Linked DNA regions of Homo sapiens: region 2 is linked to region 1. A link is a loop called in an ENCODE intact Hi-C map of the cell type or tissue named here. Cell type or tissue: GM12878. All regions are shown on one strand. Links, peaks and the distances in the headings refer to the core of each region. The heading gives the core; the rest is flanking DNA. Region 1 overlaps LINC00616 (long intergenic non-protein coding RNA 616). Region 2 overlaps SLC7A11 (solute carrier family 7 member 11).

Region 1 (9,890 bases), core at 728-8,727:
TATTTTATGTCAGGGTTGTAGTATAGTATATTTAATCACTCTCCTATTTATGAAACTCTAAATGATTTTTAACTTTTGTTATTATGAGCAATGATGGAATTAATAGTCCTGTACATATGTCAGAGGCATTTGAACCAGAGCAACTCCATTTTGAGTGAGGGCTAGGAAAATGAGTCTGGGACTTGCTGGGCTACATTTCCAGAAAATGAGGCATCCTTAGCCTCTAGAGGTTTATGGTTAAGGGAACAAATTAATAATGCTTACGAAACAGACCCAGACTTGGGAGTGTCCAGATATCCTGCTATCTGGAGAACAAAGGCATTCATAGTTTTGCTTTAAAGATAATAGTATCAATTATTGCAAAATATAGTAATTAATAAAATTAATCCTTTATCACAAACTCTTGTAGCAGAGCACATCTCCCCAAGATCTATTTTTATCCTATGTATATATATACATATATATACAAGCATTGTAACTAGGGTGGACACGTTCCTCCTCTTACTTTCAGGAACGTCCTATTCTGTCTATGGAGTAGCTGTCCTTTCACCACTTTACTTTCATTTATTTAATTAATTTTGTTTTGTTTTGTTTGTTTGTTTGTTTTTTTGAGACAGAGTCTAGCTCTGTTGCCCAGGCTGGAGTGCAGTGGCATGATCTCGGCTCACTGTAACCTTCGCCTCCTTGTTCAAGCAATTCTCCTGCCTCAGCCTCCCGAGTAGCTGGGATTACAGGTGCACACCACCATGCCTGGCTAATTTTTGTTTTTTTAGTAGACTTGGGGTTTTCCATGCCAGGCTAGTTTCGAACTCCTGACTTCAAGTGATCTGTCACCTTGGCCTCCCAAAGTGCTAGGATTACAGGCATGAGCCACCATGTCTGGCCCACTTTACTTTCTTAATAAACTTGCTTTTGCTTTGCACTGTAGACTTGCCCTGAATTCTTTCTTGCATGAGATCCAAGAACCTGCTCTTGGGGTCTGGATTGGGACCCCTTTCTGTAACACATATATCATTTTGCAAAAACATACTAGTATACTCACAGAATAAATTGGAATTGTTCCATCAGAGAGTATAAAATTATGGTAAATATTTTCATTTATTCTCCATATGTGTTGTACCAATTTATACTTTCTCAAGCAATATGTGAAGTTCACATTTCTCCCACATTCTTGATAAGACTGTGTATCAAACTTACATATCTTTATCAATCTTTATAGGTGAGAGATGTTATTGCAGTGTAATTTTATGTTTTATTTCTTTCATTATGATTCAAGTTCAGCACCTTTTCATATTTTAAGGGTTATGTGTATCTCTTTTTAATGAATTATCTGCTTATATAATTTTCACATTTTTCTAGTAGGTAATTAGTCTTACTCATTTATGGAAACCTTTTACATATTAAGAAAATTAGATCTGTTTTGTTTTTATATGAGTTACAATTTTTTCCAGTGTATGCTTTCTTCTTTTTGACTCTGCTACTAATAACCCTCCTTACTTTCTAGTTGTTGTAGGGGAGAAAAAATAATTTTCCCTACAATTCATATTTCTCATGTGGGACTCTCTCTAACAAAAGATACATTAATAGCAGGAAAATAAACACGTTTATTAACATGTATATTTTTATATGAGACAGCTAGGAAATGAGTAATTCTCTAGAGTAGATCTCAAAGAAAAGCATTTAAACTTCAGGCTTACATACCATTGTTCTCTGAAACAAAGAAAGAAGGATGTGGGGAAAGGCCTGGTTATGATATGACCAGGAAAAGCACCTTAAACAAAGATAAGGTTTGTTATGCAGATTTAAGTCAATATCTTCTCCAATTACTCATCTCTCTCTTCAGGGTGCAGAGAGGGAGACACCCTTACAAATAGAGATTTTCATTATAGATGTCAATTTCTCTTACAAAGGATCAACTTTTCAGAGCTGCTTTTATGTCTGCAGTTTCTCAAAATAATATGCCACAGAGGCATATTTTAGGGTTGTATATACTGGTCTCCTACAATCATATTTTGGGATGATGTGAGCCCCATCACTGCCTGTGAACTATTCATTTTGTAACCACCCAACTGGTTCTTCTTGCCTGCTGCCCAGATAAAGCTGATTTATCAAGACAAGGGAAATACAAGACAGAGTTTAATACACATAGAGCCAGCTAAACAAGAGACAAGAGTTTTATTATTACTCAAAGCAGCCTCCCAAAAATTTGGAGGCTAGGGTTTTTTAAAGCTAATTTGCGAGGGTTGAAGCTGTTCTCTTGCACTGAGTAGGTTCTTGGGTGGGGACAACAAGACCAGATGAGCCAGTTCACCAGTCTAGGTGGCGCCAGCTGATCCATCGGAATGTACTTCCTAAGAAATACCACAAACACCAAGCTTAGGTTTTACAATAGTAATGTTGTCTATAGGAGCAACTGAGGGGGTTGGTGATCTTGTGGCCTCTGGCTGCATGACTCCTGAGCTGTAATTTCTAATCTTGTGGCTAATTTGTTAGTTTTTCAAAGGCAGTCTGGTTCCCAGGCCAGGAGGGATTTTGTGTCAGGAGAAACTGTTGTCATCTTTGTTTCAAAGTTAAAGTATAAATGAAATTCCTCCAAAAGTTAGCTTGGCCTTCTCCCAGGAATGAACAAGGGCAGCTTAGAGGCTAAAAGCAAGATGAAGTTGGTTAGGTCAGATCTCTTTCACTGTCATAATTTTCTCACTGTTATAATTTTTGCAAAGGCAGGTGTAATTTATTATAGAACTCACCATACTACGTCATAATTCTTTCTACATTTGCTATCAGACTTTGAGGATCTCAAGAGCAGGTATCTTATTCAACTTTTCATGCCTCTTGTACATTAGCTTACCAGGTACTGAACATGAACCACAAATTTTTTTAATGAATTATTGTGTGCTTATTTTTTCTTTTGGGCTTAAATTCATGTTAAATTTTTAATGATTACATTGGTATTAGCTACATTTAACAGCATTTACAGCTTTGTTTTGTTGTGGCCCTACTTCTTCTTTTTCCTATTCTACTGATATTTAGTTCAATCAATTATGTAGGAGACCAGAATATGCCACCCTGAAATATGACTCCTTAGCATAAGGATTATTTTGAGCTGGTTATTTGAAGGTACCACAGACACATGAGAAGCCCTAAAAATAGAGTACAGGTTACCCTTTTGTAAAGGGAAATTTACATTTATAAAGAAAATCTCCACTGGTAAGGGTGTCTTCCTCTCTGTACCAGGAGCGAATGACTTTAAATCATTAGAGATTGTTATCAATAGACAAGGCACTGACTTAAATCTGCATAACAAACCTTACCCTTGTTTTCCATGCTTTTCCTGGTTACCGCCACATTACTGGTCCTCCAACTCTCTTTTTTCTTTTTTTCAGTAGAGGATGGTATTTAAGCCTGAACTAAGCCCACATCTTTGAGATTGACTAATTTCTGTGAATATCTAGAATGAATGTGTATCTAAGGATTAAATGTTAATAAACTTCTATTTGTTTTTCTCCTCTTAATCTATCTTTTGTTACTGGAGGGACTAGTTAAGAACTCAGAAAAAGTAGAGAAAAAAATTATTTTCTACCTTTACAACAAGCAGAAATTATTCAGCAGATTGGTGTTACGCGCGTAGGGGTGAAGAGACCATCAAACAGGCTTTGTGTGCGCAATAAAGCTTTTTAATCACCTGGGTGCAGGCGGGCTGAGTCCAAAAAAAGGAGTCAGCAAAGGGAGATGGGGTGGGGCAGTTTTATAGGATTTGGGTAGGTAGTGGAAAATTACAGTTAAAGAAAGTTGTTGGCTTGCGGCCAGGGGCGGCGGTCACAAGGTGCTCCATGGGGAGCTTCTGAGACTCATTGTCCAGGAGAAGGAATGTCACAAGGTCAATTGATCAGTTAGGGTGGGACAGGAACAAATCACAATGGTGGAATGTCATCAGTTAAGGCAGGAACTGACTATTTTTTACTTCTTCTGTGGTTCTTCAGTTGTTTCAGGCCATCTGGATGTATACGTGCAGGCTTGGTCTCAGAGGCCTGACAACTGGTTTTTATTCGGAGTACAATTTAAAAATATCAGCAGGAAAAGATGTGTGTGTGTGTGTGCCTATGTATGTGTGTTTATGTGTATGGGGTGGAGGTGGAAGAGGCAAGCTCACATAACCAACCATTTAAGGCTCTAAGTTTCTTTTTAATCTATAAGATAAATAAGTGCCAGAATAAAGTATCCTAGAACATACTGAAGATTTCATGCCAAGATCCCTAGTCCCAGAAAGCTATTTTGAAATGACACTTTGAAGTAAATCAATGGAAAATTCAAGGAAATGAAAGGCCTGCGCTTCAAAAAATCCAACATCAATCAGTACTACTGCTAGGTATCCTTTATTTTCCTCCTTACATATTGTACATACAAGTTGTAGGATAGCTTTTTACAGGAAAAGGGTAAAAATTATTTAATTTTCTATAACTTCAGCCACTTATTCTCATGCTATGGCTTTTCAAATGTTTATGTATTTGAATGAAAACACAGTAACTCCTCCACCTGTCTTTAAAACAAAGGTGGTTATATACCTGGTCTGCAGGGGCAGAGGGAAGGTGTGGAACTTAATATTAAATGTTCATCCATAATTTTCACTTTGCTTCAGACCTTGATGAGGAGTCAAGATGGCCTCTTGCTTTGTTTGGTTTTGAGGTCTTCATGCTAGCATGCAGTTGTGTAAGAGCAATTTACCGTGACTCACCTTTCTTTTTTTTTTCTGGCACAAAAAATAAAGTTTTCCTATGGTGCTCAATAGCACTCAAATGTGCCAGGGCAAAGGCCTCTTTTTTAAAAAAATGAAATAAAACATATGGAAGGAAACTAAGAACTCTTGTCAAAATTATTCCACTGTGAAATTAGTTACATTCCACAAGAAAATATAATCATGCCAAGGGTTATTTTCTTCAGTGACTCTCACATAAACTACAGCAGGAAAAAAAAAATCTGGTGTTCAGCTTCATAAGCTGTCAGTGCCATTGGCTACCTAAACCCATTCATATTTGATTATTTTCAGTCCACTGCCATTTCTATACAGCCCTGGTGGATATTTCCTTGATTCATTAAATAAAACATTCCCATCAGCCTATTATTGTGTTGCTGCTGTCCTTGCTATAATTAACACAGCAACAGATTTAAAAACTAATACTTAAAATAACTGGTGTAGAATTCACTTCTAAACAGAATACACATAAAAAAGATTATCCAACAGGGAGCTGCCAAATGTACTGTAAACTGCAAGAGTTTCACATCCTTTAAACACTCGGCAAGATGCTAACTGAACCACATCTCTGCTGTCAGCAGAGCATGAAACTCTGAGATTTGTTTCAGTTTCCATCTAGTCTCTGCCAGTTAAAACTAAAGACTTCCACAGGGTAAATACCTATTCCATTTTTACTGGCATTGCCTACTTTCTCTTTGACAATCTTTATGTTTCCCTCTCAGGAATGCTTGAGCCCTTTATGAATGTGACATTTTGCAAAGCCCTGTGGTCTAATAAACTTTCCCAAATTTCCTCATCATCCTCATCTCCACAAAGTCTTTCTTATGTGCACACAGTTGTGAGTGGCACTATGCAAAGAAAATCTAATAGACCCTATTCTTTTTCCTATAAGAATATATCATGGAGAACACACACACTCATACATATACCCAGTACCTAGAGAGAGAGAGAGCTAAATGCAAACAGTAAGCTCTGCTCAAAATCCTCCATTGGATTCTCGTTTCTTATCAAATCAAATACAATTTTCTCAGCTTGTCACTCAAAGACTTCTACAATATGAGCCTAGATTATCTTTCCAGCCGACAATTTACCAATCTCCTGAGTGTATCTCCTGTTCCTAGTAAACTAGATTACTCACAGTTCCTGTGTTATATGGTGCTTTCCTATTATCTTATCCTGACCCCAGACAGGTAGAAAATCAGGGCCCTGGAGTCAACTAGTCTGGAGTGTGGGATGTTATATGCCTGGTTCAGGGGGAAAGGAGGGAGAGGAATAGAGAAGAGGTATCCCTTGTAATCTTATCAATAGGCAGCTGCTGGGGCACTAGGAAGTGATTTGAGTCAGAGCAACTCTCAGAGTTGCTGATGAGAAAAGTCATGCAGACCATCCAAATAAGTTGTCAGTTTTAATGAGTGCTACAAAAATGAGGATTCCTTAATGAAGCCAGGCACACCGAGAGAGGACAGGACACGTGCTTCAAACTGGAGCGTGTGAGATGCAGGCTAAAGCTCTGTAAATAAGAGTAGAAATGAAATGACTTTTCCTATTGTGACTGCTTCTTTGGGGTCTGGGGACAGAGAGTTAAGGATGTGAACAGAACTGAATGCCACCTGGGCTCTTAGAATGATGGCATTCTTTCTGCATGGAACACCTTTATCCTCTGGTTCAAATCATATCAATTCTTCCAGACCCATTTCAAATATCACCTCTTCCATGAAACCTTTTTTTCTGTCCCTCAAAAGAAGCCATCCTTCCCTCATCTGCACTGTATCAGACATTGTTGATACTTCTTGACAGCCTTCCTTACTAGATTGTGTATTATATTCTTAAATTTGTCTTATACCTTTAATATATTATAAGCACCTTAAGTTATGGATTTACTCTTTCTTAATATCAACTGTAGCAACTACATACTGTGACACATAACTGTTACTCAATAAACATTGTTAACATTATTTTAACTAACATCTGAGAACAGAGAATATTTGCATGACTTACGGAAAAAGAAAAGGGGCATCAGTATCCAAATATACCTCTGGATGTTCTCCCAACTGGCCAGTATCACTGGCATTCCCATATGTTTTATAGAGATAACTAGATATATTCAGCTTATATTGAATATTTATTTATAGTTCCTCATGAACCTAGTCAATCAATCTGAAAAATTTATCATAATAAAAGTATTTACTATAATCTCAAGGCATATGAGGGATGCTGAATAAATATTACCACAAAAATATGCAAATGTCCACTTTAATGTTCTCTTCATTTGTTCCTCATACAACCAGGAGATATATCATACCACCTAAAAGTTGGACCCGAAAACTAATTTATGTTATGCTTTGATTAAAATTTAGTTTGCTTTCATACTTGATTTAACAATCTTTTCTCACTATTTTGTTCTTTTGTTAAATATATCATGTTGGAAGTATATATTTCTTATAAGCTCATAGTAAGATGTATAGGAAAAATCCTACAGTATAAGGAATAAAATCCTTCTTAAATGTTTTCCGTATTAACAGGAAAATTGAGGTCAGATTTTCAACCAAGTATATTGGATATTATGTGATGCATTTTATGTTTTAATATTTATCTCAGTTTTCCTATTTTCCTTTAATTTCTTGCTTTAAAAAAATTGGTATCTTAATCTTACAAGTTAGCCCCTTTACACATTTTTAATAATGCAGAGTATGAATAATAACACATAAAATTAAAGTTATCTAATCTTATTTATACTTTAGTATCCTAAAGTCAAAATGTTACATAGAAGTATAGTATATTATTAAATGAAAAGGAAATGACTATTATAGGTGCATTTTTTTTTAAAATACAATGATTTCAAAACTAGCTCGAGGTTTTAGGAAAAATCTGTCTAATTTGCTCCTAACACTAAGACAAATCTCCTAATTTGTTCCTAACACCAAGACAAGCCATATATTCATTTTTCTCATTATTTAGAATTGTAAATTCACAATTTATAATTGTAGAAAATTGTGGAGTACAATATGATGTTATGATTCATGAATACAATGTGAATAATTAAATCAAACTTGTTAAATCATCCGTTTCCTCAAATACTTAACATTTTTTGGTAGTGAGAACGTTTGACATTTACTCTCAGCAATTTTGAAATGTAGAATACTCCATTATCAACTATTAATATATCCACCACAGTGTGCAATAGATATTTAAAAAAAACCCATATTGATCATCATTTCCCCATTATCCCATCCCTCAACCTCCATAACCACTTTCTACTCTCTTACTTCTATGTGTTCAACTCTTTTAAGATACTATATATAGTCGAGAACACGCAGTATTTGTTTTTCTGGGCCTGTCATATTTCAATTAGCATAATGTTCTCCAATTGCATACATGCAAATAACATTTCCTTCTTTGATAAGGCTGAAGAGTATTCCATTGTGTATATAAACGACATTTTCCTTATCCATTTATCTGTTGATGGACAATTAGATTGATTCTATGACTTGGCTGCTGCAGTGAACATGGGAGTGCACACACCTTCTCAACAAACGTATTTCAAATATTTGGGTAAATACCTAGAAATATGGTTTTTGCCTCATGTAATTCTATTTTTAGTTTTTTAAGGAATTTCCATATAGTTTTTCAAGGTGGTTATACCAGTTTACATTCCCAACAACAGTGTACAAGGGTTTTCTTTTCTCCACATTCTTACTTACCTTTGTTATTGTTTATCTTTTTGATAATAGCCATTCTGACAGATGTGAGATGATATTTCATTCTGATTTTAATTTGCACTTCCCTGATGATTAGTGATGTTGAGTATTTTTTCATATATCTGTTGGCCATTTGTATGTCTTCCTTTAAGAAGTGCTTATTTAGGCCCCTTGCCCATTTTTAAATTGGGCTTTTTGTCTTCTTGCTATTGAGTTGTTTGATCTCCTTATATATTTTGAATATTGACATTTTATCAGATGTTTGGCTTGCAAATATTTTCTTCCAATCCATAGGTTGTTCCCCTATATTAATTGTTTCCTTTGCTGTGCAGAAGCTTCTTAGTTTGATAGAACTCCATTTGTCTATTTTGCTTTTGTTGCATGTTCTTTTGGTGTCAAATCCAAAAAATCATTGCTAAGACAAATGTTGTATAGTTTTCCCCCTGTGTTTTGTCTAGTAGTTTTACAGTTTCTGGTCTTCAGTTTAAGTTTTTAATCCATTTTTAGTTCATTTATGCTGTGAGATAAGGGTCCAATATTGTTCATGTGGATATCTAGTTTTTTCACCACCATATGTTGAAGAGACTATCCTTTTTCCACCATGTATTATTGGCAGGTTTGTTGAAAATCAATCAACTGTGCATGCATTGGTTGATTTCTGGGCTCTCTTCAACCAGTCTGCTGGTTGATACGTCTTTTTTTTTTTTTTCTAGCATCATGCTGTTTTAATTACTAGAGAACTCCCTAGTATTGTTTAAAATCAGCTAGTGTGACACCTCCAGCTTTGTTCTTTTTGCTCATGATTGCCTTTGCTATTCAAGGTTTGTTGTTATTCTATATGAATTTTAGCATTTTTTTTTCTATTTCTATGAAAAATAAAACAGACATTTTTACAGTAATTACATTGAATCTATAAATCACCTTGGGTAGAATGAATATTTTAACTATTAATTATTTCAATCCACAAACATAGGATATCTTTCCATCTATTTGGGTCTTCTTCAATTTCTTTCATCAATGTTTTAAACTTTTCAGTGTACACATATTTTAGTTCCTTGATTAAATTTATTCCTAAGTATGTTAATTTTTGTCACTATTATAAATGGGATTGTTTTCTTTCTTTTTCAGATAGTTTGTTATTAGCATGCAAAAATTTGACTAGTTTTTGCATGTTGATTTTTGTATCTTACCACTTTAATGTATTTGTTCATTAATTCCAACAAGTTTTTTTTTTTAATTTAGTCTGTAGGGTTTCCTATATATACGAATATGTCATCAGCAAAGAGTGACCATTTTACTTCTTACTTTCCTAATTATATGTATTTTATTTTCATCTCTTGTCTAATTGCTCTGGCAAGGACTTCCAATACTATGTTGAACGTAGTGCCAAGAGTGAGCATCCTTGTCTTGTTCCAGATCTTAGAGGCAAGACTTTCACTTTT
Region 2 (9,890 bases), core at 813-8,812, 76 kb after region 1:
TTTTAAATATTCACTATTATTCAGGTCAAGAAAAGATTACTGAATTTCAAAACACTTTCTGCTAGAGGGAACTACTATAAAATTGCATCAGCTCATTAACCTAAATTCCAATTGGCATTTTCCCAACTTGGACTTACCACTGCCACTGCATTTGAAAGCAGCAGCTCCTCAGCATTAATGGTCGTAAAGTAGGCCACATTTGTCAGCACATAGCCAATGGTGACAATGGCCATGGATATACATATTGCAAGGGGAATGGTTCTGAAATGCACAAAGGAATCACTTATTCATTATCTTTTGTTAGCCATTCTCTGATACCGAAGAAAATAACAGGCTAATTCAAATGAAGAATATAATGGTATCTACAATAATTATAGGCTCTGTTGGGTATGTATAAACATTTCATCAGGGCAAAAAACCACATATTCCTTTGTAACTTAATAAGGTCCATGGGGGCAGATACTTCGTCTGTCTTGTCTATTGCTATACCCCAGAACATATGGATTTATGTCATTCATGTACTCCGTAAATGCTACAGCAGTGTTTCTCATACTTGAGATGCATCAGAATCACCTGCAGGGCTTGTTAAAACACAGACTGCTGAGCTCCACCCCACAGTTTCCAATTCAGTAGGATCTGCATTCCTTATATGTTCCTAGGTGATTCTGAGGCTGCTGATCAGGCCACACTTTGAGAACCACTGTCCTATAAACATTTCTAATACTAATTCACTGCCTTGACACCTTTCTAACACTAGTCCTTTAAAACACTTTTCACATTCAATGTTTTTTCCATCAATAGCTTTCATTCCCACCAAATAAACGCACACTTTTGGAAGTATGATAGTGGGATATATCTACCTTTCTAAATGTGGCCATAATTTTGTATATAAGACAAGAAAGCACAGAAGTGTTCACAATAATGACTTTGCACTGCCCTGCTGTGAGTTCAAAGGAAGCTCAAGATCGTGAGTATCTAATAATGCAACAGCGCAGATAATCCCATGAAATTAGAGGTGACATGCTGTGAAGTACGGACGACCGGACAGTGCTGACATTATGTGGCATCAAGAAGTACCCGACACAAATGCAATATTATGTCTTCATTTAATGCACTGGGAAAGCCAGGAAGTTACTGACCCTAATAATTTGATTCCACGTTACCAATACACATTACTTGCTTAACATAATCGCCTCTTCAGACTCTCTCCAGTTCAGGCAACTTAAACCTTCAACTGCCTGCACAAAGGCTGATCGTTTTTCAGCCATAGTGCTTATCAGCCCTCACGGAGCCTTCACCCTGCTGGGTGCCACTAATGAAGACCTCAATATAATTTCTTCCAAGATGAAAATGCAGTTCAGAATCAGGGGGGAAAAGGCACAGCCTGCCTCACTACCCAAGCTGGGTGTTTTTAGCACACTAAGTCCCAGCACATTATACCGAACAGCGATATCCCCTGTTGAAAACATGCTAGCCTAGCCAGTCAGCAACTGTCATTCATTATGCTGCTTGGAGCCTGACACTTCCCCGGATTCCCAAAGCCTTCAGCCTTGATGAGGAAACACATTGACCTCTAAATCCTGACATCCTAATATGAAAGTAGCAGATGGTCCCCTTCCCTAGTGTGAAGAGGGTCCTGTGGAATTTTCTGTTAACACTATAACATGCACTGCTAGTTGTGGTTGATAAATGCTACATTTAAGTAAAGAAAATCACTGAGCCAATCAAATATAAAAGGATAAATGGCATAAAGCAAATTAAAGATGAATTCTGTTTCTTCGTAAGAAGGGCTATTGTAAATGCAAAAGGGTAAGAAGGAGAACATGAAGGTGTATACACAGCTTTTCAACCACTCAGTGTATTATTTTGACCTTGAATCCTTTCAGCTTTTATAAGATCCCCATATGGGGAGTAAATTCTTTCTATGGAGGAGAGAGGAAGAGAGGAAAAGAAGAAGAGAAAAAGACTCTCTGTTCCTTGCAAGCATATGCTTAAGGTATATAAAGTTTCCATTGATAAAAAATGAAGTGACATTATTAATTGCAGTGAAGTAACCTATCCAAAACAGAGAGTACGGTCACATCACATGATGCTGCAAAATAGCAGAAAGAAGTAAGTCTGAAATTTGGGATTGTGGCTCTCCCAGCATAGAATTTACCTTCCCAGTCCAGCTCCTCCAAGTCAGCCCCCTGCCTGTTTCCTGCCTAGACATTACAGTCTCTCTGAGGGCCGTTTCCTAAATTGATCTAAGCAGAAGGGAACCTAGAAAATCTAACCTTCTAGGTTGGTTTCCCTTCATTCTGTTTGTTAATAACAAAAATAACAGGAGCAGCTGCTACCATTGGGCTGCTATGTGCCCAACATTTTATTAGGCACTTTACATACGTGTCTCCTTTTGTCCTTAGAAAATTCTGTGAGTTAGGAACATCAGCACATTTTATATATGAGAAAAATAAAGTCTTCGAGAGCTTAAATAACTATTTAAGGATACACAATTAGTAAGTGGAAGCCCCAGAATTCAGGTGCATACACACCCTACCTTGAAATTCGGGCATTTGGACCACCAAAGTGTATTCACTTTCAAGCATGTGGGTCCCTCAACTCTATTACTTTTAAGGAAAATCATGGTTGTTTAATATAAAGTTTATTAGAGCTTTTATCAAACTAGTATTTCTCATGTATTCTTTAACACTACAGTTTTATCTATCATAAAGAAGGGGGCAAACTGATTTCATGATTTTTATCACTTTTCTGTGTAACATGAATTGTAATGTCAAGTGAATGTTTTCAAATCGTTTCACTGTTTGGGAAATAGAATTTTAAAATTATGTATTATTTAAAAGAAAACAGAAGCTCACAATAAATTTCCCTAAAAAAACTTTTTTTTATAGAGAAGGAGGGAAGGTAACCATGCCTCAGATAAACAGAAACAGACTAACAATCTTACTATCAGCCAAATATACTACACAGATATTAGTGAGAAAAATAACAGCTTAAAATATAAACAAAGGAGAAAGAGTCTAATCTTGTTGCAATGCACAGCATATCCAGTAATTTCTCTATAATTATTCTTTTTTAAAAAAATTTTCTTTTTTTTTAAGATAGAGTCTCACTCTGTCGCCCAGACTTGAGTGCAGGGGCACAATCTCAGCTCACTGCAACTGCTGCCTCCCAAGTTCAAGCAACTCTCCTGCCTCAGCCTCCCAGTAGCTGGGATTATAGGCACCCATCACTATACCCAGCTAATTTTTTTATCTTTATTAGAGACAGGGTTTCACCATGTTGGCCAGGCTGTTCTCAAACTCCTGACCTCTAGTGATCCTCCTGCCTCGGCCTACCAAAGTGATGGGATTACAGGCATGAGCCACGACGCCCAGCTGATAATTAGATGGAATTAAGCAATAGCAAGTTGGTTGGGGTATGGCAAAATAGCCACTAGCTTCCATTCTTAGGTTCCATTTCACTTTGACAGAGGGAAGGGGGTGGGGAGGTTCTCTTGGCTGTTTTGGCATAAACAGCCATTATTGACAGAGGAGAGCAGTTGACTCCTTCAGAAGAGCTTGGTCCTACACAGTTAACTCTAGGTTTCAGGTATCAAAGTGTAAGAGCCACTGGGTGAACTGATAAAAGCTATTAGGCCATGCCTGAGCAATCTTTCTGGAGGCTTTAGACGCACAGCGCAGATAGCATTACTAGTAACCCAAGATTAAGGCAAATGGCACTTGATAATGAAGGGAATTAGAGGAAGGAACCAGTAGGCCACGGATATTTCAAAGCCTCTGTGTTCTTGTGAGGTATCCACCAATCCTAAATGCAACAAAAGCATAATTTTTAAGCTGAGTAAAAATGACTCACTCTTAACAAAATTAAGTTCTATTCTTTCTCAAATGTTAGTACATGTTTGTTATGACTAACGAAATACCATTTACAAGAGTTACTTAATCCTAACAGCTTTTTGTCATATATGCTCTTTTCAATTAACAGGCATTAAGTATGTGAGAGTCTGCTATTTTTATTAGTTGTAAATGGTCTTCAGTCGAAAAGGTCTTGGATAGTCTTCTTTTCTTATGGGCTTATTTTAAATTGGCACTTACAACCAGTCTACGTCACACATACTTGCTTTATTTGAAATTGTTAAATGGAAATCTCTAAAACATGTGCTTAGAAGCATTTTTGTTCCGAGTGATAGGCCTCCCCAGAAATGAAAATGGCCCTATAATGATGGCAGGCAACTTATGTTTGTATAATCTACAAAGCACTGGCAAATACATCTTATTTTATCTTTAAATATATGCATGTCATTTTAAATCGTTTGTGGAATGAGAAGGAGCATGGGCAAACAAAATTTACAACAACCCATGGAAACAGGAAGTAATACCCGCAATTTTTAAACAAGAAAACCAAGGCTCAGAGAGGTTGAGTGACATAACCAAGGTCACAAAAGTAGTAAGCGGGAGGGCTGGAACCAGAACCCACCTCTTCTGGCCCTGAGTTCCACACGCATGGTATATCTTGTCACAATGTCATGGCTGCTTTGTGCCTGCTTTAACTCTAGGTACAAGGCCCCCAGGACCTTTACATGCTGACAAACATGTATTATATTTTATATAAATGAGGCAAATATTAGAAGACTAATTGTCATGGTGTGACACATTTTAAGCCAAGTATACTTTTCTTCACATCTAATAGTAGAAATAGTAGAAAAAACATTCACACCACAAGTAAACTTGCAAATAATGCAGAATAAGGTGCATTTTTTAAAGCATGCTTTGCAACTCTATCATGGAGCATCAGAAATGACTATTGTTTCCAGTGCATCATTTTCGCTAAAAGTGATCCTTGCTATGAAAATGAAATGAGTAAACCTAGCTTGATTCTCCAGAGAAGTCAAGGAGACCTGAAGGTTAGAAGGATTTCTGACATTCAGCCCACATGAGTGGTCTGAATTACATGAGTAATTCTCTAATCGTCTGAATTTAGGATATTTCAAGATTATTTTATAACATGAATACAGTCTTCTGAGATTTGTGCAAGTCCAAATAGATCATATACACTCCCCTCTGTTGGACACATACAATGGTGACTACAGAACTCATGGATCCCGGGGCATCTAAGCTTGTCTTTGTGCTGTGGGGCTAGGCATGAGGATAGGCAGTTCTGTCAAAACCTACATTTGTGTGTTCTGGAGAGAAATGGTTGATGCTTCACATTTCTATTTAAAAATTCTAAATATTTTAACAAATGTACTTGGCATTCAGAAAAAAAGAAAGGAGGGAAAGAGAAAAAATTAAGAAGAACAAAAAATGGCAAATACCTTAAAATGTAAGATTTAAAACATAAAGGGAAACTGGGGACTATTTCTTTACATACAATTGACATGGAGCTGTAATTTATCTCAACATAAAGTACTTATAATTATATTAAGTACCTTTTGATTCAAAGCATTTATTTTTGAATCATACTTGTTTCACATTTTCTTTACAGTGACCCTGTAAAGACCTTGAAAGCTTTTCTGTAGGTCTGACCCAGAAATGACGCAAACATCTCTCACTTCTCTCTTTTCAACCCACCAATTTACTTTTTTGCAGAAGTACTCTATCTTATTACCACAGCTGTTAATTTTATTCTACCCTTCAAACTTCAGTCATGTGTTGCAGACAAAAAAAGTAAATGAGTACATTTCAAAGAAAAGCTATCCGTATTTTTCATTCACATGAGTTTTCTTCCATACATTTTGACATACTTTCCCTGACTCTTGCTCACACTAAACTCTCCAGAGACCCCTTGACATGGAACAGTCCTATCTGCCTCTCTGATTTCTGACATTTCTAGCAGGGATTGAAGTACAAGTAAGCGTTCAAGAAAACAAATAGTTTTCCAGACATGAAAAAAATTGGACTACAGATGACTGAGAGCATCTGTAGAAGAACACACATTTCTTTGTGTGTTTTCAGTGATTTTGCCTCACTGTCATTTAGTGCTATGGCAGTAACTCTAGTTTTCTACTGAGTGGGAATTTGGCTATTAAAAACATTATAAATGAAATGTATTTGAAGAGACATAGCACATAGTTGCAGGGAAGGCATAGGTGGTCACTGAAAAAAATATAGCAAGAGAAAGAAAACATTCAATAAGCCTATTTATGAACATTTTTTAAAGGTCTGTGGTTCATGTTCATGCTTAATGATGATTCTGGGCCAAGGCTGAACAAAGTGATGGGCCGAGCATATTGTTACATAAATGTGCACAGTGATCTCACTGATTTCCAGCATCAAACACCTGCCCTCTGCTTCTTACTGAACCACGGCAAGGCTATGGGTGTTTTCACTGAGACATTTTAAATTTCAATACCACTGATGTCTAATCTAAATCTCACCATTCTCCATTGTCCACAGATGAAGAACTCCATAAAAGAAGAGAAGACAGAGAGACCTGTAGGGAGATGTAAGAAATGAACAGACAAAGATTAAAAGACTGCAGGGTTGAAGGAAGCTCATGGAAAAATGTGCAGAGATGCATAAAGGAAGGAGAAAAGTGCAGCAAAGCCACATAGAAAAATGGCCAGAAGGGTCACTCTTAGCCACCACCACACAGAGAAATGAACTAAAATGAAAACTCACAACTCAGGAATATGGAATAATAAGCAATCAGAAACATAAATATAAGCAGTTTTATCTATTCATTATTTTTATTCTACTATTAGAATAAATTCATGACTAAATAAAATTATTCAGCAAAATGTAGCTTGAGAGTAAATTTTCATTTGCTTGCATTTCATACACACAAAAAATTTGCATTGTCTGCATCTCATTTTTTCTCATTTTCTAAAGACTTAGAGTTTGTCTTCCAGATACATTACAGTTATCCATATTTATCATGGATAAACACAAACATATTTGTAGGGAAGTTCTAGTGTACAAAAGCAAAATTGGTTTTAAATAAAATACTAACAAAAAACTAAGAACACAAAATATTTTAATAGTAATAAATTAAATTTTACACTGATGTTCAATTCTTGTATCTCTTAGGTTGTTTTTAATTTTTTAAAAAAATTTATTATTTTCCTCAGGATTTGGTCTACACAACACTAAGATAATGCAACATTTCGGTAAACGATTTTTATAATAGTGTTTCTAAGATTCAGATTTACAGCTCAGACAACCAACTACTCACCAAAAGTCTGTTTTCTCTTTCCAAAGTATAAGTTATTTATGAGAAGCAGCTACCAAAACAGACACCACATTTCCCAGCCCCTCTTTTATCTAGGAGGGGCAAGTGACTCATTCTTGCAAACAGAATGTGAGTAGATGTGTCATTGAAGACCAAGGTGGTTAAGTGTGTCACCTTGTGACATTCTTTTCCTGAGTGAGCTAGTTGCAAAGGACCTATAGCATGACAAAGCCACATGATGAAAGGAATACGGGTCACAGAATAAACGTGAAAGCCTACTGGTGGCCAGGGACACCAATAATGGAGTGTTATATAATTTTTAAAAATAAACTTTTGATTGTTTAAAGCCATTGAAATTTTGTGGGTTGTCTGTTGTAACAGCTAGCATTATTCTAACTAATAAAAGAATGAAGGACCTCATTATATCAAGACTTTTTTGTAGCTTTTAATTAGTCTATACAAGACTTAAAGTGGGTCCTCATTAAATTTTATTGTATAGTATATTATTTATGAGACAAGCATATGATATAAAATTATTAAAATGATGTCCTAAATTACAATATCAAATAAAAACTGATTTTCATCTTTAAAAGCTAGGAGAGAAAATAATTATTATTCTTACTTCCCCAAAACAGAGGAAAGATAGACCCCATTGTTTGCTATTTTGAAATTTAAAAATCTGTTGCATTTCTGAAAACTGCCACCCATCCAACAAAGAACAAAGTACAATTGCCTCTTGTTTTGCCCAAGGACTCATAATAAGACAAGCAACGTTAAGTAAATATACTCTTATGCTAAAAACAAGGCAACATAAAATAGATATATATGTTTTGGCATGGTAAATGGGAATGAGGTTCAAAATTCCCTTAGACAGTAAACGCATGTCTTAGAAGGAACTGACAACACTTATACTATACACACACAACCAGGCCCCATCACATTTCTGCTGCATAATAAGAAATGAAACAAGTAAACATGGAGACATTCAATCCCACCAAACGAACTACTGCTTCTACCACCCAAAATTGCCTCCAACATTTCTGACCAAAAAAGGCAAGTGCAACTAATATTGATCATTTCACTTTGATATCTAGTGATCAACTAAACAACTGGCTTTCAAGTAGGGTGCTCTGGGAATTAGAATATAAGATAAGCAATGGGATTATAGACTATCCTGTTCTCACTCATTTCAACCAGATGAGTCCTCTCTTACTAGTTTTATGTATTGACATTCTATCAAAGAAAGATGTGTTCCAGTAGTTGAGGTAGGTTTTAAAATCACTGTTCTAGATGCTCAAAGTCATGTCTTTACATCACTTTGTGGACCCAATGCTGGCTTCCTATAGTTTAAAATATATAGGAATTGGGCCTGGTGCAGTGGCTCACACCTGTAATCCTAGCACTTTGGGAGGCTGAGGCGGGTGGACCTGAGGTCAGGAGTTTGAGACCAGGTTGGCCAATATGGTGAAACCCCATCTCTACTAAAAATAGAAAAATTAGCCAGGCATGGTGGCAGGCACCTGTAATCCCAGCTACTTGGGAAACTGAGGCAGGAGAATCGCTTGAACCCGGGAGGCGGAGGTTGCAGTGAGCCAAGACTGTGCCACTGCACTCCAGCCTGGGCAACAAGAGTGAGACTTCATCTTAAATAAATAAATAAAATATAGATGAGTTGGCTTTATAAAATGCCTAAATATGAATGATTATATAGGTATGTATGCACATATTTGACCCTAAAATTGAAAATAATTTTTCACTGCAATAAATCTCTATTCATACTCTTAGAGTAATTAAGGGAAAAATAATTTTAGCAAATGAAGCTAATGTTAGTAGGAAAAGTATAAAATTGATAGGGAAGCCAATAGAAATGGCCTGGCTTTAGTTAAAGTGGTAAATCCACATGCCAAGGCCACAGAGGACATGACATAGCAGCTGAATGGAGCAGAGGGAAAGGTGGGAAAGAGAAAAAAACAGAGTTGATGGGCTAAGCACCCTGCCAGTTCAGAGAGATAATATGTCACTGTCAAGAAAGTGGTGATGAAGACTCCTGGTTGGAACAGTTGACAGTTTCCTGAAAAGGTCACAAAGGCTCTCAGAATGGCAGAACCTCCTGTAAGCCCTCCCTCTCCTCTCCTCAGGCTGTCCATTTATAAAGATTCATATTCCCCGCAGAAATGGAAATGTTGTGATCTTTTATCTTTCAGCTCAAAAGTTAAAACTTTTGAAAAATAAGCTTTTGTGCATTCATTTTGTATTTACTAATGCCTTTTCTTAGACTACAAAGATTCATGTCCCTCTCTTTAGGAACATTTTTCTCAAGTCAAGTGCCACTATCTAATGGCTCAGGGACTCTCTGCCCAAGGGAAACAAAAGTGGTTCATACAATTGTCCATCTCTTAATTTCTCTTTGCTTCCATCATTTCCCTCAGCTTTATACTCTAAATTCCCACAACCAAGAAAAATGTCTATATATACCATCCCAAATGTAAATTGTCTTTTGGTGACATCTTTTCTCTGGAGTTCTGTCTCTGATATTTGTATTCACTTGATTTCACAGAATTATGGAAAAGTCTGGGTCTAGTCATGTCCCCATCACTAGCAGAAACACAGATTACCAAATCTCTCTGGACTTACACTTCCCCATGAGTTGACAAGGGTGTTGAATTAATGAAATCTAAAGTTCGTTTTCTTGAAAGTTCATTATTTAATAATTTTAGCAC

What was found. Peaks named below come from ENCODE experiments on the same cell type or tissue, not always from the same donor. Only the 100,000 strongest peaks of a DNase experiment are listed, where the experiment ranks them.
Region 2: it touches region 1 in a loop (2.1-fold over the local background); 4 of 110 quality-filtered maps call a loop at or near these places.

What each region holds. Positions count from the first base shown.
Region 1 is chr4:138,109,309-138,119,198 of GRCh38, forward strand. The region is part of intron 3 of LINC00616 (long intergenic non-protein coding RNA 616); the gene reads right to left. All of the region lies in intron 3 of SLC7A11-AS1 (SLC7A11 antisense RNA 1), which reads left to right. Among named protein-coding and RNA genes, the nearest start is that of LINC00616, 16 kb to the right of the region's middle. RefSeq lists an enhancer at 3,902-4,811. In GM12878, for the core only: no CTCF peak of the experiment used is centred there; a DNase peak (open chromatin) is centred at 5,333.
Region 2 is chr4:138,184,984-138,194,873 of GRCh38, forward strand. SLC7A11 (solute carrier family 7 member 11) reads right to left here. Exons shown (of 12, transcript NM_014331.4): 7 at 138-261. Among named protein-coding and RNA genes, the nearest start is that of SLC7A11, 52 kb to the right of the region's middle. RefSeq lists an enhancer at 5,686-5,745. In GM12878, for the core only: no CTCF peak of the experiment used is centred there; DNase peaks (open chromatin) are centred at 5,578 and 7,319; H3K27ac peaks cover 2,577 bases.